3 separate regions of the Mus musculus genome follow, and regions 1 and 2 are each linked to region 3. The links are chromatin loops, found by intact Hi-C in ENCODE. Cell type or tissue: left cerebral cortex. All regions are shown on one strand.

Evidence for each region. Peaks named below come from ENCODE experiments on the same cell type or tissue, not always from the same donor. Only the 100,000 strongest peaks of a DNase experiment are listed, where the experiment ranks them.
Region 1: a loop joins it to region 3, with 4 times the contacts of the local background. A loop is called at or near these places in 17 of 42 quality-filtered maps.
Region 2: a loop joins it to region 3, with 4 times the contacts of the local background. A loop is called at or near these places in 15 of 42 quality-filtered maps.

Annotation. Positions count from the first base shown.
Region 1 is chr11:101,549,913-101,557,912 of GRCm38, forward strand. Brca1 (breast cancer 1, early onset) reads right to left here and starts at 2,043. Exons shown (of 23, transcript NM_009764.3): 1 at 1,857-2,043. It overlaps Nbr1 (NBR1, autophagy cargo receptor), which reads left to right and starts at 2,742. Exons shown (of 24, transcript NM_008676.3): 1 at 2,742-3,043; 2 at 4,076-4,186; 3 at 5,898-5,963; 4 at 6,263-6,379. The coding sequence starts at 6,278. In left cerebral cortex, CTCF peaks have their summits at 182 (motif pointing left), 1,989 and 3,031; DNase peaks (open chromatin) are centred at 2,152, 2,387 and 2,785; H3K4me3 peaks cover 2,632 bases; H3K27ac peaks cover 1,620 bases.
Region 2 is chr11:101,537,630-101,545,629 of GRCm38, forward strand. It overlaps Brca1 (breast cancer 1, early onset), which reads right to left. Exons shown (of 23, transcript NM_009764.3): 3 at 2,352-2,405. Among named protein-coding and RNA genes, the nearest start is that of Brca1, 10 kb to the right of the region's middle. In left cerebral cortex, a CTCF peak has its summit at 4,746 (motif pointing right); DNase peaks (open chromatin) are centred at 6,066 and 6,784.
Region 3 is chr11:101,463,482-101,471,481 of GRCm38, forward strand. Vat1 (vesicle amine transport 1) reads right to left here and starts at 2,718. Exons shown (of 6, transcript NM_012037.2): 1 at 2,227-2,718. The coding sequence starts at 2,652. Rnd2 (Rho family GTPase 2) reads left to right here and starts at 4,694. Exons shown (of 5, transcript NM_009708.2): 1 at 4,694-4,958; 2 at 5,452-5,539; 3 at 6,532-6,641; 4 at 7,237-7,371; 5 at 7,577-8,000. The coding sequence starts at 4,857. The coding sequence ends at 7,825. In left cerebral cortex, CTCF peaks have their summits at 2,269, 2,824, 4,112 (motif pointing right) and 4,326; DNase peaks (open chromatin) are centred at 1,697, 2,262, 2,702, 4,170 and 1 more place; H3K4me3 peaks cover 3,968 bases; H3K27ac peaks cover 3,398 bases.

The DNA of each region.
Region 1 (8,000 bases), 86 kb after region 3:
TACTTACATATAGTACATTAAAAAAAACAAAAACAAAAACAAAAAACAAACCCAACCCGGGGGCTGGAGAGATGACTCAGCGGTTAAGAGCACTGACTGTTCTTCCTGAGGTCCTGAGTTCAAATCTCAGCAACCAAGATGGTTTACAGCCATCTGTAATGAGCTTAGATGCCCTCTTCTGGTGTATCTGAAGGCAGCAACAATGTACTCACATAAAATAAATAAATAAATCTTAAGAAACAAAAAACTCAGGGTCTGGAGAGATGGTTCAGTGGTTAAAAATATGTGCCTCTTCCCAGCACCCATGTCAGATGTCTGGAACGCTACATCCAGGTCAGAACCTCTGCACACACATACACATAATTAAAGATAATGAAAAATGAATCTTTAAAAAATAAAAATTTCTCCAGGCAGTGGTGGCACATATTCTTGATCACAGCACTGAGAGTCAAAGGCAGGCAGATCTCTGAGTTCCAGGACAGCCTGGACTACAGAGTGAGTTCCAGAACAGCCAGGGCTATATAGAAAAACCCTGTCTCAAAACAAAACAAACAAACACCAATAAATCAACAGATAAATAAAATTCTTAGCAGTTGCTCTTTGTAGCTAGCAATCTAAATTCTCTACTCTTTGATATGAAAGCCTTCCTTGGGTCACTTCCTTTCTTCAAGGAAAAAAAAAAAAGCTAAAATGGAGTGACTGGACAGAAGTGATATATATATGAACTTTCCCCAGAGTCTGGTGTTCTTTTTCTTGCTTAGAATCAAAACCAGTGGTGTCATACCTATAGTTTCAGGGACTGGAGAAGTTGAAGGAGGAGGATGGCTTGGACTCAGAAGTTCAGCAGTCTTTTTGGGCTAGTTTGGGGAGGCCAAAAGATCAGATATGGTTGTTTCAACCTGTACTTTCAGCATTCAGGAAGTACAGGCAGGAGGATAGAGTTCAAGGTCACCTAGAGCTACACAACCCAATTACAGAAGGCCCTGTCTCACAAACTCTAAAACTAGCTGAGAATGGTAGTGGATATCTTTGACCCCCTCCTCCCCAGAGACAGGGGCAGGTGGAGGAGTGTTTAAGACCAGCCTGTTCTATTATACACAGCTCCAAGCCAGCCAGAGCTAATATAAATGAGACTAGACTCTGTCTCAAAACTAATCAACTACCCAGCATTCAGGAGGCAGAGGCAGGTGGATCTCTGTGAATTCGAGGCCAGCCTGGTCTATAGAGCTAGTTCCAGGACAGCCAAGGCTACACAAAAGCCAAAACCAAACCAAACCAAACCACCAACATAAACGCTAACCAACCAAACAAAAAAGAAGCACACATATTATTTTAAAAGTCGCCAAAAGGAACACTTAAAAACTGCTAAAGCGTCTCCACCCTACCTCTTCTGGATGTTTCCCTGTTAAGGCTCTCTTTAAACACGTCTTCTCTGCCAACAGCATTCATTACTATTGCCATTCCCTTATGTACTTCCCTTCTAGAACCTTCTGTGAAATGTACTCGGGTCTAGTTCTTCAGGAGTTTCCCTCCACAAACTCCGTTTTTCCCCCCTCTTCCCTGCCACACTTCTGCCCGCCTTTCCTCTCATCCTTTAGCCCGCATCCGTATACAACCTTCAAGATACGATTACAGCCAGAACTCCCCCTCGTAGATCCTTTGCCCTCTTCCTCACAGCTGCCCCCGGGAATGCACAAACTGCACCCTTCCCAAGAGTCCTGTTTGAAAACGTCTGGGACCCTTTGGTTCCGCCCCAGGTACTTTCCTAATCAGTAAACACCCGTCTCCACCAGCAGCTTCCTGCCTTTCATATGAGTATTCCGGGGTACCCTTTCTGTTCCTCAGGGCTGTCTCACCTTTTCTCCGAGAAAAAAGATCCGTACTTCCAAGCGCCGAGGACGGAGAAGCCCCAAGAGAGGTGCTGGATCCTCTGGCTGCACGGGCAGCGGCCGCGCAGCCGCAATTACAATCTATCTAAAATTCCCGCGCTCTCCGTCGCCAAGGAAACCGGCCGCTTGGCGCCTAGCGCTAGCCTTTCGGAACACAAGATCCAGACACGTCAGCGGAAGGGAAGGGAGGAGCGAGTTGGGGGGGGGGGGTGCTGAAACTGTTTCTGGGTTTGCGATTGGCTACCTAGTCTTTTTTTTTCCTGTATGTCGTCACTAGAAAGAGACGGAAGAGAAAGAATTTCGAGGTTTCTCTTAGGCAGCCCCTTCGCATCTACGCCTGCTTATTACGTCACAGTAGTTCTGTACAAAGGGTGGGAATCGCTCCCTGAGGCCGGAATATGAGCGCAAGGTAGTGCCCAAAGCAGTTGCAAAACGAGGTCTCATCCCTCCCTCAGCCTTCCTGCCATGGAAGTCTCCAGTTTCGGTAAATAAGAGACTTGTGTAAGAAGAACTACCAATTCCAGCATGCATTGCGGAACGAAAGGCCTTCTCCACAGCATCTCTTGGAAAGTGTAGTCTTACGGGAAAAGAGCTTCTCACACCGGAAGCAGGCACGAGTACCACAGGAACCCAGTCGGTACAGCGGAGACCTCCTCGCAGTTATGCGTCTTAGCTGCTATGAATCGCAGCGTTCTGTGTTCGTGTTTTGTGCACAGAAAATAGACTAAAAGGAGCTGTGGGTTCCAGGAAGACTACAATTCCCGTCCAGCCCCGCGATTCTCGGGTAACTAGTCCGCCAATGTCAGTGACCTGGGAAAAGCAGAGGGTGGCCAATCGGCTTGGGAAAGGGAAATCCAACCAGCTGACTTCTGCGCGCTAGTTCCGCCCCTCGGCCTGGGTGTTTGTTATTGTTATGCGGTTCAGAGAGCTTCTGTCCCTCCCTTGCCAACGCAGCACTGACCAATCGGTAGAGAGGTTATTTTGAGGGGCAGATAGAAAGAGCCAATCATCTTGTGGAAAACTCCGGGAAACATGGGACTAGGCCCGGTCTCTGTCCGCCATGTTAGATTCACCCCGCAGGGATAGCAGGCGAGCTGGCCGCGAACGGTCCTTGCACTGGCCACTGGCAAGCGCCCCCCGTGGGCGGAAAGCTGGTAAGGAAGCTACCACTGTTACCTAGAAGTAGGGGCACGCCGTTCTTAGAGTGCTCGGGGAAGTTCAAGGGGAAAATCTTGCAAAGAGGAGTGACTTTCCGTGTTCAGGGGCAGCCAGTCTTTTCAGTGACCAGATGAGGGAGTCGCTTGGGTTGTCATCGATAGTGGGGGGTGGATACTGCCTGAGGGAGACAGTTCATGGCTTAGAAGGGCCAGTTTCTGCTAAGAAAAGGTCTCGATCCCCCCCAGAACATAAAGAGGGCTTCGATGGTGGTGACACTCACTGTCCTGGGGACATGGAGTTCCGGGAAACCATTACTGGAAGACTGGGATTAAGTCTGCGACAAGAAAGGACATACATCTTCCTCATTCTGTCCCTTTCCTATTTTTAAGGCTCTATTGAAGGAAGATATCTTGAGCTAGGACCTTCCAAATTAGAAAGGCATCGTTTTTCCCGTTATGTCAAACACCCACCTTTCAGATGACACATTTTAAAACTCAGGTTGCTTGTGCCAGCTTCTGGTATAGAAAATGAAGTTCAGATTCCCAAATTGGCTTTATTAAAATTATTTGTCGGGGTTGAAAAATAATCACGTGAGGAAAAGCTGACTTAGCCACATGAACGTGAGTCAATAGGTATGAGTTTACAGTGCCATTTAGGAAAGTGCAGGCTTAGGCCCAGCTACCTGACTGCTGGAGGTAAACCTTCAGGTATAGATGTGGTTAACTGTACTTTTGATATTTTCACAAGTTCAAGATGATTGCTCTGGCTGAAAGAATTTTCACACGTAAGCCCTTTATGAAGACCTGTATATTGGCCAGCTAAACTAGAACCGCCTACTTCCTGTTTTCTCCCATGGGCAGAACAGCTGGTTGCTCCAAAGTATGGAAACTAATTCCCACTTGTGTAATTTCAGAACGGGGAAGAATAGTTTCCTTCCAGACAGAAAAGAGTGGAAGAGTATTTCTTGAAGTTGGAAAGTGTGTTTCACAATTTTTACATTTTGGTCACTTTGTTTTTCTGGTTTAAAGAAAAAACAAACAAACCAACCAACTTGAACGTGCTGGGGAGTTGCTGGGGAGTTGATGAGCCAGCGTCTGCCTAAATTTTACAGCTCCTAAGAAGGAAGAATTGCATTTCAGGTAAATGCATGCTGGTTGTCAGCAGGGTGGGTGCTAGAGATTAGCATTAGCTTGGCATCGAAGTCAATTCTAGATAAAGACAAGTGATGGGAAAAAATGAATAATTGAGTATATAAAATAGTCAGAATTAAGAATACAAGGTTCTTTTGTTTCAATTATTTATTTTGAAACCGTTGGTGTTTTTGTATGTCTGTAGGAGGGTGTTAGATTCCCCTGGAATTGGAATTACAGACAGTTGGAAGCTGCTGCACGGGTGCTGGGAATTGAACTGGGTTCTTTGGGGGGGTCGGGGGGGGGGGGAGGCTGAGCCATCTCTCCAGCCCTACAGGCTCTTAAAATGACAGTTGTATCCATAGTACAACACTCTGAAGGCAGAAGCAGGCAAATCTATAGCAATTGCCAGGCCAGCATGGGCTGCGGAGTGAGAGTATGTCTCCTTCAAAAATTAGTAAATAATAAACTAGAAGCTATCTTAGTGAAATAAAGAATTGTTTCTGTTGATAAGAATTTATACACTTTGTGGTGCTAGAAATGAACCCCACAGCTATGCACATAATTGACTGGTTCGGCCTTATTCCCAATCTCCTAGGCCATAATTTTATTAAATTCCTTTGGTAACACTGTTAAGGTCATCAAAATAGTATTGTTTTTATAGATTAAACAGTTGAAGCTCAGAGATAGTGTTTCTCACAGCTCTATGACTAGTCTGTGGTGGAACTGTGTCTGGAACCCTGAGTCTTCCCGCCCCATGGCCTCCCTTCCTGTGACATTGGAAAAGTCTAGGACTTAATCTTGTTTGCCTCTTGTGTGTGGAGCAGAATCTGGCCCTTTCTAGATGCAGATTTAAAAATGTGCTGAATATTTTAAGAGGTGACCTTTTTTTTTTTAATGCCAGTGAGTTTACTTGTAGCGTTAAACAACTTAAACTACCTTTTCCCCTAAAGTCACAGATCATCAGTAAGCAAAGTCCTTCATTAAAGTCAAACCGACTTTAATAATAGATAAGTGATTAAAGAATTACCAGCTTCTTAGGTGTGATAATGGTGGGTTTTACATTTTTTTTCTCATAAATATTTACGAATGAAAGGATGAATATTTTGTCAAGAGAGACATTGTCATGAGACAAGGGTGTAGCTCAGTGGTAGAGTGATTCCCTATCGTCTAGACATCTGTATTCCATTTGCAGCCCCCCACACACAACTGAAAGGAAGGAATACTGGATAACTAAATTAGCTCCCAGTTGGATATTGTGGAAGCTAGCTGATAGGTCCAAAAGGACTCAGCAAGTTCCTTTCTTTACTTTTATATACCTTTAAAATTCCCCATAAGTGATTGTAAGAGGTTCTGGTAGATTGTTGTTGTTGTTGCTGCTTTGTTTTGGTGTTGGTTTGTTTGCTTGCTTATTTTCTGGAGACTTAGTGTTCATTCTGTAACCCAGGCTATTCTTGACCTCCTTACCTAAAATTGGAAATTCCGTCTATTTGTACTCCCCAAGGCAGAGCCCTTGTCTGTGTTAATCCACCTTGCTGGATTACGCTACAGATGCTCAACTATCCAAGCACTGAAATAGGCAGTGAAAAATCTTAGAGACCTAAAACATGTGAAGGGGGTTTTTGTTGATGTGGATAAAATTTAAACTCGTTCAACAGCCGTTTACCCTCCCCACAGCCCACCTCTTTAATCCTAAAGATAGGATCTCATTGTTTCCTAGGCTGACCTAGAACTCTTGGACTTCCATTACCATCCTGCATCAACTTCTGAGTAACTGGGACTACAGGTGTGTGCCCAACTTGGCTTTTCTCTCTAACATAGAAGTTCTATATAAGTGGTAGCTATAACATAAGTGCAGATCTTTATAGCAGTATCTTGAGCATTAGTGTCTTTATTTTTGAGAAGGAAAAATCCTGTGTAACAGTGAGATTTGTAGAAAACACATTACTAGATAGTAATGTCATCATGGGGACATTGTCTGTCTTATTCACTATGATCTTCCAAGTCTAACTTATATATCAGAGCTGAAGCCTCCGGGTGGGTTTTTAATCCCTTCCTCTTCCTTTCATCTACCTGTCCTCTCAGCTCCAGCCAGACAGCATGGAACCACAGGTTACTCTAAATGTGACTTTTAAAAATGAAACTCAAAGCTTTCTGGTTTCGGATCCAGAAAATACAACCTGGGCTGATGTTGAAGCTATGGTAAGTACCGCTTTGTTCTGTTTCTCAGTGGGTTATACACAGATATTTTTCAAAATGTAGCTATTTTGAGCAGTTTATTTTATCCATTTCTGGACCTTTTGGAAAATCATTTTTTACAGGGATTTGGTATTAGTAGAGAATATGTACAAGGAAAAAGGAAGAAACAATTATGTTCCTTTAAACATCTTTAAAATTACATATATTAATTTTTTTGAGAGAGAGCAAAAATCTGGGACAATTTTGGGAGTTGGTTCTCTCTTGTATGAGGTAAAATGATATTTTCAGTGAATTAGGGTTTAGAGACATTCTGGGGATAAGTTAGGCTGTCCTTCCCTGCAGCCAGGCCGTAGTGGGTGTTGTCTGACTGGAGAGCAGGCGCACTGCTGTGTTTGTTACCTGACGAGGATGGGATTTGTGTTTTGCAAGACCGGTCAGTTGCTTTATCGCTGGGTCAAAGGTTGGATGTCTCAGAGCTGGCAGAAAGCAGCGCAGCTCCCATGGGTGCCCATGCAGCAGCTCCTCTGCTCCGTGCTTTGGTTTAGTGTCTTTCATCTTGCTTTGCCCTTTGTACTCTTCTGGTTTGTGGGTTGCCATGGTCAATGTTTTCCTACTTGGGCATCTGTGTTTAATGTAACCATTTTTGGTTACAAATATTTCTTTACCTGGTTTATCTATGTGGGTAACTTCAGCAGGAAGGACATTTTAGAAAGGGGCCTTCCAGTGTGTTACAGTCGTTCCCTGTCTTCCAGCAGTTTCTCTCCATCCTGCCCTAGGCAGGTGGCTATTGAGGAAGCAGTGGGGTCCTGTTAAATGATCTGAGCACCAGATTTCTTTCTTTCTCTAGCAGCTGTTGGGTGAGTTGGCAGCTTGCCCTTTTTTTTTTTTTTTTATTGGAACTTGTTTTGTTTTGTTTTGTTTTGTTTCGCTTGAGTAGCCCTGGCTGTCCTGGAACTCACTCTGTAGACCAGGCTGGCCTAGAACTCAGAAATCCACCTGCCTCTGCCTCCCAAGTGCTGAGATTAAAGGTGTGCATCACCTTGCCTGGCTGGAATTTTTTTTTTTTCTTTTTTTAAGATTTATTTTATGTATGTGAGTACACTGTCGCTGTCTTCAGACACACCAGAAGAGGGCATCAGATTTCATTGAAAATGATTGTTAGCCACCATGTGGTTGCTGGGAATTGAACTCAGGACCTCTGGAAGAGCAGTCAGTGCTCTTAACCACTGAGCCATCTCTCCAGCCCGGAAATTTTTAAATTATATCCTACATGTGCAGTTCACGTCTTCTTTAAATAGCCAGAGAAAACAGCCCGAGGAACTTCCCACATTTCCATGTTCATGCGGTTATCTGGTAGGGTCATACAGTCTTCTACATCTTGCTTTTCTTGCCCAACAGTATATTGTAGCTGTGGTTCCTCGTCAGTAGACACAGCAATCTTAGTCTTTTACAGCTGAGTCCACGGTGTTCTTAGTATTGCTGGACGATGTGGATAGGACCATTACTTACTGATTTCCCCACCAAGGTTTTCTTTCTTTTCCCATTATAAAATAGACAGGACCTACATCTCAGTATGAGTAACTTATGTGTGGTTCTATAGAGTAGAGTCTATCCAAAGGTTGTG
Region 2 (8,000 bases), 74 kb after region 3:
GAGGGGAGGGGAAGAAAACAGCAGAGGGGGTAAAGAACCACGAACAAGACAGAACCCAGTAGACTATTACCTCAAATTAGCCCTATCTTAGAATGTTCCCATCATGTCCCAAAATGCCATTAAGAGGACTAGAAATATGGCTCAGCAGTTAAGGGCTTGGATTGCTGTTATTGAGGACCCGAGTTCAGTTCTCAGCACCCACAGATAGCTCAAAAATGCTTGGAACTCCTACTCCAGGGAATCCAACACCTTCCTCTGGCCTCCATGGGCATCTACACTCATCTACACATGCTCTGACACGACCCACATGAGTGCACATGATGAAAACTAAAATAGAAAAAAGAAACTGTTCCTACACAATATATAGTTTAACATGTAGAAGCCAGACGGCCAGAAAGTTGTTAAATAACAATAACAAAAATTACTATTTCCATTATTCTTGCTTCCTGGGTCAGGATGTGAGCTCTAACGTTCTAGCACCATGCCAGTCACACCCCCTGCCAGGCCCCTGCTGTGATCCCGGCCTGACTGAGGGATGAGGTGATGGACTCATCTGGAACTCTAAGCCCCAGTTAACTGTTTCCTTCTGTAATCTCTCTTGGTTACAGTGCTTTATCACAGCAACAGTAACTAAGACAAGGTGTATGCTATCACGACTGATTTAGATACCTTCATTCAAAGGCTAGATGCTGTGGCTCACACCTGTACCATCAGTATTTGGGAAGCAGAAGCAGGACCACAGGAAGTTCAGAGCCCATCTGGTCTACATACCGAGCTCAAATCTACTCAGGGACACACAGTTGAGATGCCTCAAAAAACCAAAAGAAAAAAAAAAAAAGGAAAGCATAACAAAGCACCCCTGTGAAGCATCTCTGTCAACAGTTGCAGGCTAGCCCTAAGATGTCAACAGTTGCAGGCTAGCCCTAAGATGTCAACAGTTGCAGGCTAGCCCTAAGAGTCATTTAGAACTTCATAGACTGCTAGAACTATAACATCGGAAACTGTTTGAACAACAAAAAAAAGAGCAAGATTCTTAACAGTCTTCCCTCAGAATGGGCGAGATAGGTCTCATGGATACCAAAATCTTTGGATACTCAAGTTCCTTACATAAAAAGATACAGTTTGGGCTGGTGAGATGGCTCAGTGGGTAAGAGCACCCGACTGCTCTTCCGAAGGTCCAGAGTTCAAATCCCAGCAACCACATGGTGGCTCACAACCATCCGTAACAAGATCTGACTCCCTCTTCTGGTGTGTCTGAAGACAGCTACAGTGTACTTACATAAAATAATAAATAAATCTTAAAAAAAAAAAAAGATACAGTTTACTTAGAATAGGTAATGTAATAAAATATAAATGATCCAGGGCTGGAAAGATGGCTCAGTGGTTACAAGGACTTGCTGCTCTGGCAGAGGACCTGAGCTTGCTTCCCAGCATCCACACTGGACAGCTTACAACTACCTGTAACGCCAGCTCCTGGAGATCCAACACATACATGCATACATTCACATAAGCAAAGATACACACGTAAATAGAAATTTATTTGTAAATTAAATGATACGTGGCTATGACTTTATATACTTTAGGGAACAATGAAAAGGAGAAAAGGTTTGTGGATGTTCCATGTAGATGCAATTTGTTTCCTGATTTCCAGGACATTTTCAGCCCATGGGTGATTCATTCAGCCAACACATAATCTCTAGATACGGAGGGCTACGTGTGACTGGAGTCATTGATATGAATGAATAAATATATATTGTTCAGATATAGAAATAAAATAAATATATATCGTTCAGATCCCTATTTTCATCAGCACCACAAAACTCACAAACACTGCACCTCCTGCTCAGGAAGAGCGGAAGGTCACTTAGGAGTGAACGGAGACAAGAAGGGGTGATGGCTGAAACAGAGCTGCTCATTTCACAACTGCTTTCAGCCTACATTCACCCTTGGACACCAAAACCCAACAGAACCTCTGTACAACATGGCTATGTGATTTTTTTTTTTTTGGTTTTTCGAGACAGGGTTTCTCTGTGTAGCTCTGGCTGTCCTGGAACTCACTTTGTAGACCAGGCTGGCCTTGAACTCAGAAATCCGCCTGCCTCTGCCTCCCGAGTGCTGGGATTAAAGGCGTGCACTACCACGCCTGGCGGCTATGTGACTTCTTATACACAGATAAGCTATGTTACAACTTTACCAAGAACGATGGCTACAGCCAATATACATGAGGAATTCCTAGGTGCTCCCTGAGGAAACAAGGCTAGTTTTCTTGTCATCTAACTGAAGAAACAAATGCTGTGCAGTGAAGAACACGTACAAAAGCTACTAATGGATCTACAAAACCATTCACTTACTTGCAAAATATGTGGTCACACTTTGTGGAAACAGGTTCTTTGATCAGTTCCAAACTAGAAAGAAAGAATAAGTGTGGCTTAGTAGTTGTTTATACACAAACAAACACTTGGTTTTGGCTAAAGAGGTTCAGCTTTAAGTTGCTATACCTGAGCCTGGATATAGGCTTAAGACAGTGGTTCACAACCTGTGGGTCGTGACCCCTTAGGGGTTTAATAAACCTTAGACCGTTGGAAAACACAGATAACGCAGATATTTACAACTCACAACAGTAGAAAAATTGTAATCACAAGGTAGCAACAAAAATAATTTTATGGTTGAGGGTCATCCCCAACATTAGGAATTGTATTAAAGGCCAAAGCATTAGGAAGGTTGATAACTGTAATATTCAAAATGAATTCAAGACCACCCAGTACCTTCCCTCTTCGAAAAGGACTTTCCAAACTGTACCAGCAGACCAAGTGCAGAGCCAGATAAGGAAGCTGCCTGACTAAACAAATGTAAAAACATAGTTTTAGCAGTCAAAATGAATTAGCCTACAAGCTGCCAAAACAATATTAGCTGTCCTCAGAGAAATAACCATAATAAGATTAGCAATTCTCCTGCCCCCCTCCCGCCCCATATTGCATTCTGAAAAAGACCACAAACCACCCTGACCTTGTTGCGAGAACATTAACAGCTGTGGCGTTAATAGCTGATCCATAAGTTCAGAATGTATTACTGCTTTGCTGACCAAATCATAATAACCCACCATGGGGCAAGCAAAGTGAGTCACTAGGCCAAAGGGTTACTTAGTCACTATACAAACCAACCAATGCCTGAAAGGGTTACTTGCTACACCAATGAGAATCCTGTTGCTCAAATCTGCTCCTTACAAAGGTATAAAAAGTGTGTTCTTTCTTTGTTCTGGGTCTCTCCTCTGGCCTGCGTGCTGGGAGGGAAGTCCCCAACATGTAGGATCAATAAAAATCCTTATGTGGGTTGCAGCGATGGTGGCGGTCTTTGTGGTCTTTGTGAGTAAGGGTCTTTTGGCGAACCCCAACAGAACCACTATTTTAGAATAATTCATGCCGGGCAGTGGTGGCGCACGCCTTTAATCCTAGTACTTGGGAGGCAGAGACAGGTGGATTTCTGAGTTCGAGGCCAGCCTGGTCTACAAAGTGAGTTCCAGGACAGCCAAGACTACAGAGAAACCCTGTCTTGAAAAACCAAAAAAAAAAAAAAAAAAAAAAAAAGAAAGTTAGAATAATTCAGTATCAAAGGTCTGCCTTGCTAGGAACAAAGATCAGAGGAGAAAATTTGATCCTGTGGGTGTGCTGGTGCCTCCACCCCTGGAGAGGCAGAAAGGAAGCAGATAGATTCTGAGAGTTCAAGACCTGTCAGGGTTCCACAATGAGACCCCGTCTCAAAGGAAACAAAACAAAAGATCCTTTCATCAAGCATTCAGAAAGCAGACAGAAATACCGGTCTCCTCACTGCTCTGGATTACTGCCAGCATCTATAAGATTAGCTCTAGGTTGGGAATGAGGCTCAACAGCAGAGCACCTCCCAACCAAGTTCAAGGCCCTGGCTTGACAACTGATATTTCTCTCACATTGGTTATTTTCACTGTCAGGCATCATTTCCAACGCATATCCTGAATCTTAACTAAACTCCACAAACACACACACACACACACACACACACACACACACACACACAAATTGTCCTTAGTGTGGTAGTGTAGTCCCACAATTCCAGAACTTGAGAAATAGAAGAAGGAGAATGAATTTGGGTCATCCTGGACATACTGAAAGTTCAAGGCCACCCTCCAGAACCCTCCATCCCCAGTCAAACCAGTGGCTGAAAAGATGGGAGATGGCTCAGCAGTCAAGAGCACTTGCTAGTCCTGCAGAGGACCTGACCAGTCCCCAGCACTCACATCATGTAGCTCACAACTGTCAGGAGCTATATTCTAGAGGACCTGATACATTTTCCTGGGCTATCTAGGAACCTAAACACATGTGACATACCTTGATATGGACAGACACACACACACAAAACCCATAAAAAAAAAAAGACAGAAAGGTTTGCTTTTTTAAAGATGTATTTATTTTATCGTATGTAAGTACATTGTAGCTGTCTTCAGACACACCAGAAGAGGGCATCAGATCTTGTTACGGATGCTTGTGAGCTACCATGTAGTTGCTGGGATTTGAACTCAGGACCTTTTGGAAGAGCATTCAGTGCTCTTAACTGTTGAGTCATCACTCCAGTCCCCCGAAAGGTTTGCTTTATAGCAAGCTTTCCCTCAGTTATAATTTAAAAAAGAAAAGAAAAGAAAAAGACTGACTTTTGTGAGGACTTGTGCCTGTGGGTATAGTGGGCACCACATTTATGCAATGTCCTTGGGAGCCAGAAGAGGGTGTCAGATTCCCTGAAACTACAGGCTGTTGTGAGCAACCTGATGAAGGTGCTAGAAACTGAACCTGCGTCCTCTGAAAGAGCAGCAAGTGCTTTTAACCACTAAGTTACCTCTCCAGCCCATTGTAAGTTTTTACTTGCTTGCCTTTTAATTGGCTATGAGTGTTACCAACTAAGGTCACCAGGCTTGTGCCTTAGGTGCATTGGCCAGTGAGCCATCCCACTGGCACATCCATGAGTTTTTAAATGTAGAAGATTTTTAGTCAGTATTACTCCATCCCCCCAGAATCTGAATCATCATCCCTTTGTGCAGTGTTAAACACCTTTATGTGTTACTGGGTACTAAACCCAGCCTAGCTCTGCTTTAGTCCAGTGTATCCAGGCTGTACTCATAACTGCTAACAGATCAGTAGAAGTTTGCCACGAAATCGGGTGCTAGGCTATAAAAGTGTCTGTGTTCGAGTAACATTAAATTCGACTTACTATGGCCCCAGAGCTAACAAGCAATGATGCCAGTCACCCCACTCCACCCCACCCCACAGATTCTGTGTCACTATGTAACTCAGGCTGGCTTTGAACTCACAGACCCTCATGACTCAGTTCTGAAATCCTGGTATTCTAGGTATATGCCACCATATCAAGCTGGCAATTTAGACATACCACAGCAAGGGCATAAAATGCTCCTTTAAATGAAAAGGTAAAAGTTCATCAAAGGTATGTATGCATTGAGAGAGGGGGAGGGGAAAACACCATAGTGTATGCAGGGTTCAGTATTATCTGAGGTTACAAGACACCCTTTAGAGATCTTGGAGTGTATGTACCCTAGCCATGGTTATGTGAAGCCTAGTGTATATATTTTTGATTGCCTCACAGTACTTAAAAGAATGTACTTTTGTACTGTGTATGTACTGGGCGATGTGTGAGTGTGTGCACTTGCCACGGTGCACATGTGGAAGCCAGAGAACAATCTGTGCGTCCTAAGGATCAAACGCAGGCTGTCAGGTGGTAAGTGCCTTTACCTGCTGAGCCATCTTGACAGCCCACCTCACAGCGCTGTGTTGGCATGGATTGGGATTGACTTGACTTTTTAAAACTGAGTAGGACAAGTTCAAGCATTTGCACAAATAAAATAGGAAAATGAGCTGCACAAACTTATCATCTAGAAGGAAGAAATGTGCTAGAAGGAAAAACTAAATAGGACAAAAGGACACAGCGCAGTGCACATGAGCAGGTCTATATAGAACGGCACAAAAAATACACAAACAAGGAAGTGACGGCAGAGGACAGCTGAGTCATAAGGGACAAACTGCAATCACTGGAGACGAGCAGAGACAGCACAGCGGAGAAGTGAAGCTGAGCAGGACTGTGCCTGGTGGTAGCGCATGCCAGCCACTCTGAGAGGGCATCATGGAGGCCTGCAGTAGAGGACAGAGGTAGCTGGGAGCCCAGGCAGGCAGGAAACTCATCTATTGTCTTTACTTTATTCTGTGTGCGATACAGACACTGAGTTCTAGCGGTAACGGCCATGTAAGACACTAAAGAGATGACTTGCTAGTGTGAGAGAAACACAGTCCTTTTGTTACATGTAGAACAGGATCACGGGAAAGGCTGGGAGGGAAAAGCCCGCCCAAAGGGGCTTAGTAATGTAGGACTTGTGGTCAGAGGGGTCCTGACGGTGCAGAGGGCAACGACCACACCTGACTAAGCCTGAAGGCTGGCTCCTACTACCAGCTCTGTCTACAGGAGCAGAACAACCTCGAGCCAAGCTGTCTACCTGAACTTAGTCCCCCTTGGCAGTCTTCTGGGGTCACTGTGAGAATCCAATGTCCACAGAGGAGACTGCTCTGTTACTGCTTCTGAGACAGGCTAGACACCAAAGGAAGTTCTTAGTAAAAGAGAAATTGGATTGAGTCATGATACCAGATGGCTTTCATTCTCACCACTGACTCAATTCTGAAATAATTATATTTCAGTATGGTAATTATGATCCAAGCTATATAAACACACTGTAAACACCAACTCTGAACAGATGAAAACTCCCATATGTAAAAAGGTAGTGACTGTTGTAGGAAGAGCTTGGAGATGAATAGGAATGAAAATGGAAAAAAAAATTAAAATGTTTCTCTTCTAGCTTCTGATAAGAGTAAATGTTTACTACAAAATTCAAATGTTTTAAACACTTTTCGTGCCACACAGTATTTTCAGCCTACTGCGTATCTGTACTTTTGAGTTTTAACAGGATGAGTCACTGGGAACAGCATTTAGATTTGGATTTGGGGGGAAAAAAAAAACCAGAACTACTAGGTACCCATTTCAGCACTTAAAAAATATTACAGTCACATTTAATTTTTGTAAAAAGAGCCGGCCAGCCAGTCCTGACCTAGGCTTTTAACACCAACAAACAAAACAGGCAGAAGCAGGTAGATCTGTGAGTTCAAGGTCAATCATGTCTACAGGGCCAGTTCCAAGACAGCTAGGGCTACACAGAGAGAAAGCCTGTGTATGTGTGGGGAGGGGGTGGGGGGGACAAACAAACAAGCAAAAAGCAAGACAAAACAAAACAACTTCCCCCACATGGATACACACACATCAAGGACTAGCAAACACCACAAGGGCCTGCCACAGAGTCAGGTATAGTAGTGCATATTGGCAGTTCCAGATACTTGGGAGGCCGAGATAGGAAGACGACATGAACATGGGACTTGGAGACCACTCTGAACATCACAAGACCCCACCTTGAGAATAAAAACAAAGCTGCCACTCATAATTGAGGGACAGAAGGAATCTCAGTGCAGGAGATCTGAGGACTGAGCGCCTTATCCTGCACCCACCCCAAGGAATAACTTTTGTTTTATTTTTTTCTAGGTAGGTAGGTAGATATGTATTTATTTTTATTTTGGTTTTAGACAGGATCTTTATGTAGCCCTGGCTGTCCAGAAATTTGCTACATAAACCAGGCTGACCTCCAATTCAGAAATCTCCTTGGATCTGTCTCCCAATAGCAGCGATAAAAGCTCCAAGTAACAGTTTTTAGTTCTAATCAGTTATCATTAAGAACTAACTGCATGGGCTGCACGTGTAACTCAGCAGTAGAGTGTGCCTATAGGATTCGTTTCCTATTAACATACAGAGGAAGAAGCTTCACATAACTAAAATTCACCCAGGTAGGTTGGGACTGTACGTGTAACGCAGCCGACCATGAAGAGGCCCTCAGTTCAATCCCAGGAACTGGAAAACAAAACAAATCA
Region 3 (8,000 bases):
ATAAAAATTATTTAACCAGTTTTCTCATCTGCAGGAGGGGAACTTTAAGATCTCCTAATTAGGAAAACAACAACAACAGCATTCAGTGATAGCGTGATGTATATCATATAGTTAATAACTTAGCAATGTTAGCTAACAGCAATGACAATAACGGCAAGGAGAGGAAGTCAGCAAATAACTGTAGAGAGAGGGCTGCACAGAGCAAGGGCCACGCTGTAGTGCAGGTAAATGTGCCCCAGTTGTAAACAGTAAACGGTTGGGTGTGGCCAGCCCAGGGTCTTCTTCAGTTGTATATAGGCTTACAATGGCAGCCCTAGAAAATACATGAACCCAGACATGGCACGCAAGCCTGACGCTCACGAGCTCACGAAGAGCAACCCATTCCAGCCACAACGAAAAGGCATTATCTTTCATTCCTAGTCTCTGGCACTTGCTCCAGGGTCTCTCTGCAGGAGGCAAGGGACAAAGACAGAAGGATCCAGTTTAGCCACTAGCTGGGCAGGAGGAGGGGGAATCAGGTCAGCAATGGGTCCTCCTGGCTCTCTGAAGACCACACAGAGAGAAGTGTGGGTGCTGTCCTAGACAATCAAGGCTCATCTTAGCTCCTTACAGGACATTTAGGATCCACAGGGTAGGAGAATGAGACCTCTACACAGGCCCCCTTTACATGTAATCAAGTCCCTGTATTGCATTGAAGAGGACAGCCTTTCTGTGAGTTCTGGCCTGGGCAAGGAACCTCAAAACTCAAGTCCAGAAGACACAGTAGCAAGCCAAGAGAGCTAGCTACAGAGCAATAAGCTAGCAGGACAGCCAGCCAGTCCCAGATGTAATCCGAACAAGTATCACTTAATCTGACTCATACCTAACCTTTAGCCCTCCCAACTCAGGGCCATGACCCCTCCCCAACTCAGCCACCAGGAGGGTGGGAAAGCCCTCCCCATAGAATCCAGGCTCTTACAGCAGATTCTTGCCTGAGGCAGGAAATCCTGTATTTACCAGGCGGAAAGTGTGGGGAGGAGTGGATAGGTGGGTGGCCTTCAGCAGTAACATGAACTATTAACTTCCCCTTCCAACCCCTACCCTCCAAAGTCCTTTTAGCACCATCCAAGAGTAGGATTATATCTAAGTCAGGGCAAGGGTGTGACCACAGCTGGATTCAGAAAGAACGACTTTAAGGAGGAGCTGTTTTGATGTTCAACAAATGCAGCAAACCCAGCAGGTTAGCAAAGGCTCAGACTGCTCTGGGGCAGCATCTCATGAAGGTGCTGGATTTGAAAAGAAACTCCTAAACACTTGATATAAAGAGGCCTCAATCGGGATCTCTCAGAAAGCTGGTCTTCTGTAAGTCTCATGTGGCCAAGGTTATGGCTGTGATTAATGATAAACGAGAAACAGACCGGCAAAGCTGGGCCAACCTGCTCAAGGTGCCACACCTCCCTACCCTAGTCCAAATGGGCTCCGCCTGGATTTCGGGGGCTGGGGTCCTCTGAAAGGGAGGAGGAGCAGCGGTTTGGGCCGGAAGTTCCCAAGGGTAACCCTGGGTCGTGGCCTGCTAGCTGAGTCACTGAAGAAGGGATGGAGTTGCAGTCACGAGAAAGCAAGCCCAAGACAAAGATGGGAGACTGATTCCCGCCTCCCCCACGTCAAATACCCGAGTAGTAGCGTAAGGCCCGTGGCGGTGGGGGAAGCCAGCCTCTCTGGGCTCCATGATGGGTGTGTCCCCTTTGGCCCAGCTCGGGGAGGGGCCGTCATACACCCCCATACACCACGGGGCTGCATGTGACTAGCGCTCTGGCACGGCCTCTGAGCCTCCGCCTAACCCCATCTACATAGCTTCTCAAAGCTCCCTCGGGAGGGAAGGGGGAGTTAGCCACCACTCAGAGTCACAAACCACAACTGCCCCGGGAGTGTTTAGTGGGCAGGGGTACAGGTGTGGTTTTACTTGGGGAAGGGGGTGGGAGGGGGGCGAGCAGGTCATCCTGCGCATGCGCCTGGGCGCCTTATTGTTTTCCCCCCAACTCCGCTTGGGGCGGCGGCCACTACTAAAAAATGCTTTGGGAAGGGGCAATAACACTGTTGCCAGTTCCCAGTAAATCCTTTTCCCAGACGCCTGGAGACATAAATTGCTTTCCATGTGTTCCATGTTTAGTCCACCCGCGTCCTTGCTGGCTTCCCGGCCCGGCCACACCCCCGGCACGCGCCCACTCCTGCCCTGCTACCGCTCACCTTACGGTCGCCGACGCCTTCGCCCACTGCCACTACCACGCCCGCGCCCTCCATGCCGGGGGTGACCGGCAGAGGCGGTAGTCGGTCGTACAGCCCTTGGCGGCCCATGAGGTCGGCGAAGTTGAGCCCACAGGCTCGCACGCGCAGCGTCAATTGACCCGGACCCGGGGCCGGGGGCACCGCCGGCCGGCTCTGCAGCTTCACCTTATCGTAGCCACCGAAGCCGGTGAGTACCAGGCAGCGCAGTGGCGGTGCCGAAGCGGATGCTGACGCTTCGGGGGCCGGGGGTGGCTGCGGGTCGCTTGCCACCTCGACTGTCGGGGGCTGCGAAGGCGCACCCTCCCCGGCTCCGGTCCCGGTCTCCGCCCCGGCCTCGGTCGCCGCTGCCACAGTGGCCGCCTCAGCTGCTTCCCTCTCCGCGGACATGGCTAGACTCGCGACGTGCGTTCCCAGCTGTACAGAACCGGTGCACAGCTGGGAAGGGCGGGACACGCGTCAGGAAGAGCGCAGGCTGCGGACACCAGTGGGTGGGGCGGGGCCTTGCTCGGGGGGTGGGGCTTCGCGGGCGGACTTAAAGGGCTAGTCCCTCTGCTGACCGAGCTGCGAGGGCGCGAAAAGACTAGCGGTGCAGGTGGAGGGTGGTGGTGTACGTGCGTGTGACTGATAAGCATGAGGAGATTCTGGGGCATGCCGAGTCTAAGACTTGATTTATTCGTAGAAAGCCTTATACGAATTAAAAGTTGTCGTGACACAGTCTGAAGGATAATTTAAAATCTGAATTTATAATCTAGCCACCTGTGGATCAGACTCCGGTGAAATTGTGCCTCAGGTTGAACTCTACCGTTTACTAATAAGCAGACTTTATTCACTATGTTCTTTTGTTTGCTTGTTTTTTGAGACAGGGTTTCTCTGTGTAGCCCTGGCTGTCCTGGAACTCACTTTGTAGACCAGGCTGGCCTCGAACTCAGAAATCCGCCTGCCTCTGCCTCCCAAGTGCTGGGATAAAAGGTGTGCTCCACCACGCCCGGCTTACTCACTATGTTCTTGCAGTGGCAAACTACAAGCATGAGAACCTCTAAGACAGGGTCTCACCATGTAGCCAGGTCTGGCCTGGAGCCTAGAAGGTGCCATGAATACAAGGCTGGCTCTGCCTCCGGAGTTCTGTGGTTAAAATGACATGTGCCACCACCTCCCTTTTCTTTCACACTCTCTTTTCCTTTTGTTGGAATTGAGGATAGAACCCAGAGCCTCATGAATGTAGCTCTACTCCCGAGTTACATCTCTAACTTAAACTTAACAGTTTTGGGTGTTAATGCTGTGTGTCTGTTTACTTTTTGTAAAACAGCGATGAGATTGTGTGCTTTAGTTACCTTTACACGGTTATTCAAAACGAGATAACATTAAAATGAACATCTTCGACTTAAAGAAGAGTTTTGTTTGTTTTGAGACAGGATTTCTCTATTTAGACCTGGTTGACCTGGAACTCATTATATAGACTAGAGTGGCCTCAAACTCAGGGAGATCTGCCTGCTTCTGCCTCATGAGTGCTAAGACTGAAGGCGTGCAGCACCATGCCCGGCTAAAGAAGGATTTTTTTCACTTATGTATGCATGTATGTATGTATGTGTATTTATTTGTTCATTCATTCATTCATTCATTCACTTTACATCCCGATCACAGCCCTCCAAGCCCCTTTCTCCATCCTCTTCTAGGCAAAAGATGTCATGCAAATGGCGGTTTGCTTATTGCTAGTCTGAGATGAGGCTGAAATTGGCTTTGGGGCTTAGCTCTGGCCCAGCTTAGCTGTCAAAGGATTCTAGCTTCCTTAGCCTTCCCTTTGCTCTTTCTACCAAAACATCCACCAGAGGACGCAAAAGCTCCCCTAAAACTTTCCACTCAGTACTTGGCTAGAGGAACTTAGTCCATGCTTCTAGGTTGGTCACAGGCCTAGATCCCGCCACCCGTCGTTATGGAGATAGAAAGCTATGATGTCACTAATGTAGGGTGGGAGTGCTAAGGTCCGTACTTCCATTTCCCTAAGCTCTGTCTGGACCCGAGAGTGGAGGAGGGAGACAAAAATCAAAAATCCTCCCTTTCCTAACATCTCACGCCCCCCTGTGTTCGGGAAATAGATTGCTGCCGCCGCGCGTGTCCGCCGCACTAGCACACCTGCGTGCACGCGTGGGCACACAGAAGGCTCAGGCCTTGCGCCCGTGTATGGAGCTTCGCAGCTGACCCTTCAGAACTTCGCCCTCGGTCAGCCCAGCCTCCATGCCCGAGGAACTCAAATAAACGGGGCTCGCTGGCCACAAACCCTCAGGCGCTCCTGGGGTCACAGCTGCGCGCTAGAGTCTAACTCGGGTCCCCCTCCCCTCCTCCCAGGCCCCGCCCCGTCCCGAACCCCGCCCCTCGGCTGTGCGGGTGGGAGGCGGGGCCAGAGGTGCGGCCCGCGGGCTAGGGGCGGGGCGGAGGGGGCCCGCAGCCCCGGGCGGGGGCTCGGCGCGGGCCCGCGAGATGCCGGTGTCGGCGGCCCGAGAGGCTGCAGCTGCAGCGGCGGGGGAGGAGGCGGCAGAAGCGGCGGCTGTGCCCGGGAGGGGGGCGGCGTGGGGGGCCGGCGCGTAGCCGGGACCATGGAGGGGCAGAGTGGCCGCTGCAAGATCGTAGTGGTGGGGGACGCGGAGTGCGGCAAGACAGCGTTGCTGCAGGTGTTCGCCAAGGACGCCTACCCCGGGGTGAGGAATTGGCGTCTGGAGAGAGGGGCACCGAGGCTGCGGGGAGTGGGTTATAGGGGCCCCGGGGGCCGCTGGAAACCGGTACCAGGGTAACCAGGGAGGAGAGAAAGAGGCTCAGAGGAAGGGAAGGAGGCGTTGGGGGGTCTGAAAGGACTGCAGAGGATTGGAGTGGAAGGAATCAAGGAACGCGGTGAAATGGATGGGGCTTAGGAGCATCAGAGGATCCGGAAGGGCGCTCCGGGAGAATGACTGAGGTCCCGGGCATCCGAGAGAGAAAAAACTAGGGGCTAAAGGGACCCGGGAAGGGGGGTTATCTGAGAGTCTAGCTAGGAGGTGGAGGCAGTAGCTCCCCGGATCTTCCCTTAGCCCAGCCTCAGACCAACTTCTGTCTAGGGACTGAGCTGGACCGGGTGTCGAGGGAGGAGGGCAGTTGTCAGGGTGAGTGAGTACTGGAGAGCAGCTCTCTCTCATTTTGACCCATCCGTGTCTGCAGAGTTATGTCCCCACGGTGTTTGAGAACTACACTGCCAGCTTCGAGATCGACAAGCGCCGCATTGAGCTCAACATGTGGGATACTTCAGGTAGCCAAGTCCCTCGGGGTCACCCTGACGGCGGCCAAGGTCCCTTCCTCTAGCCCCTCCCTTGGCCAGAACCTGAGATTCCAGGTCAGCTCAGACATCCATCCAGTTTTAGAGCAGAACATCAGTTTCTCTTTTGAGCCAGGGAAACTGAGGCAGAGTTTCTTAGGCCTGACAGAAACCACGTAGGAAGTCTAATATCGGCCCTGCAGCTGGGTTCTGCTTACCCAAGGAACTTGGAAAGAAATGATTTATTTTGGAACATGTTTCTTAGGAAATAGGACTGGGTTTAGGAAAGCTATTTAGAATTACTGGGGTGGGGGAAGGTGGTGGAAAGTAGTTTTTTTTTTTTTTTTTTTTCTTCCTCTAGACTGAACTAGAGTCCCAGGAGAACAGGAGCACTGGCTCCCTGTCCTTGCTCCAACCTCATGGGAAGGGTTTTTATTTTTACTCCGTTCCCTGGAGGACTTTAGAAGATGTGTCATCAAAGCCCAGAAAGCACGCACAAAATTTGTCAGAATGGTGGTAGATTTTCTGAGATTCTTAAAGGGCTTCCAAACTCCAGAAGATTACAGATTATCAGTGTGAGATCAGAGGAACCCATAAGCCATTTCCCACTGCTTCTGCTCCTCTCTGCCTACTCTTTTTTTTTTTTTTTTTTAAGTTTTATTTATTCATTTATTTATTTATTACATGTAAGTACACTGTAGCTGTCCTCAGACCCTCCAGAAGAGGGAGTCAGATTTCATTACAGATGGCTGTGAGCCACCATGTGGTTGCTGGGATTTGAACTTCAGACCTTCGGAAGGAAGAGCAGTCGGGTGCTCTTACCCACTGAGCCATCTCACCAGCCCCTCTGCCTACTCTTGAGACACACTTTGTGACGGGTATTTGCTTTTTATCCCTTGACCAGGGTCACTTGAGTCCCTTACCCGCTTCCAGGCCAGCTGCCCCCTCAGATTGCCTTATCTGTTTGCCTTCTTTCTTTCTTCCAGGTTCCTCTTACTATGACAATGTCCGGCCTCTGGCCTACCCGGATTCTGATGCTGTGCTTATCTGCTTTGACATTAGCCGGCCAGAAACACTGGACAGTGTCCTCAAGAAGGTGGGAGTCTGGGGAAACTACAAAGGAGAGTAGGCGTGAAGGGCATGAACCCAGAGGAGGGAGTAACAGTAGTGGCTGAAGTTGTCATCCCTCTGCTCCAGCCTCCTTGCCTTTCACCTGCAAGTCTGTCTCTGAGCTGGAAGTGGTCCTGGGGCCTTGGGGTCTGTTTAGCTGCCTTCCCTATCTCCTTGGCGGTGGCAGGGCTGCAGATTCCGAGGGCTTTAGAAAGCCCTGAGGCTGGCTGTCAGGCTATTGTTTCCATAAGAAAAGTCCCGGGTTAAAGCACTAGAGTCGGTCAGGGAGTCCTCGATTCCCAGGGAGGAGAGGGTGTGGTTGGTCTGTTCTCTGGACAAAGTAAGGGAAAGGGGAGTGCGAGTGTGCAGACTGCAGGCTGATAGAAAACCCCGGAGTCCTCACTGAAATCCTCTTCTCCCCAGCTTCCACACTCCACAGCTTCCCTACCCAAGACCAGCTTTCCACATCATTTCTTACCGAGGAGGTTTAGAAGGATATGTGACATCTGTATGCATGGAGCAAAGCTTTTCCCTCTATCCCTCTCCACCCCTCTATAACTCTATCTTCCACCTCCAACCAGTGGCAAGGAGAGACTCAGGAGTTTTGCCCCAATGCCAAGGTGGTGCTGGTTGGCTGTAAGCTGGACATGCGGACTGACCTGGCCACACTGAGGGAGCTATCCAAGCAGAGACTCATCCCTGTCACACATGAGCAGGTGAGACCCCTTTACCTCCAACTGAATTCGAACCTAGACCTCACACCCATCTCTGGGTTTTTTGGTTCCTGATTTTTGCTCTAACCTCTGACCCTAACCTTTAATTCTTTCCCCATCTCCGTTTGACCTTCCACCTTAGCCCACAGCCCTCACGCTCCTTCCCAAACGAAGGCCTATAATTTCCACCCATCTGCTGCTTTTCCAGGGTACTGTGCTGGCCAAGCAAGTGGGAGCTGTGTCCTACGTTGAATGTTCCTCCCGATCTTCTGAGCGCAGTGTCCGGGATGTCTTCCATGTGGCCACAGTGGCTTCTCTCGGCCGTGGCCATAGGCAGCTACGTCGTACTGACTCTCGCCGGGGACTGCAGCGATCCACTCAACTGTCGGGACGGCCAGACCGGGGAAATGAGGGCGAGATGCATAAGGATCGAGCCAAGAGCTGTAACCTCATGTGAGGGGTTGCAGTGGGGCAGAGAGGGGAGAGGGCTGGGTGAGAGACACGGTTGTTCCCGTGGGTGCTCCTGGACTTTTTGACCTCCTGGCCCTGGCTGGAAGGTCAGGGCAGGCAGAGGAGCAATTCTGGTTGGAGGAGCTAGAGGGTAGAAGGCTGTCACTCCTCACCCCATTCTC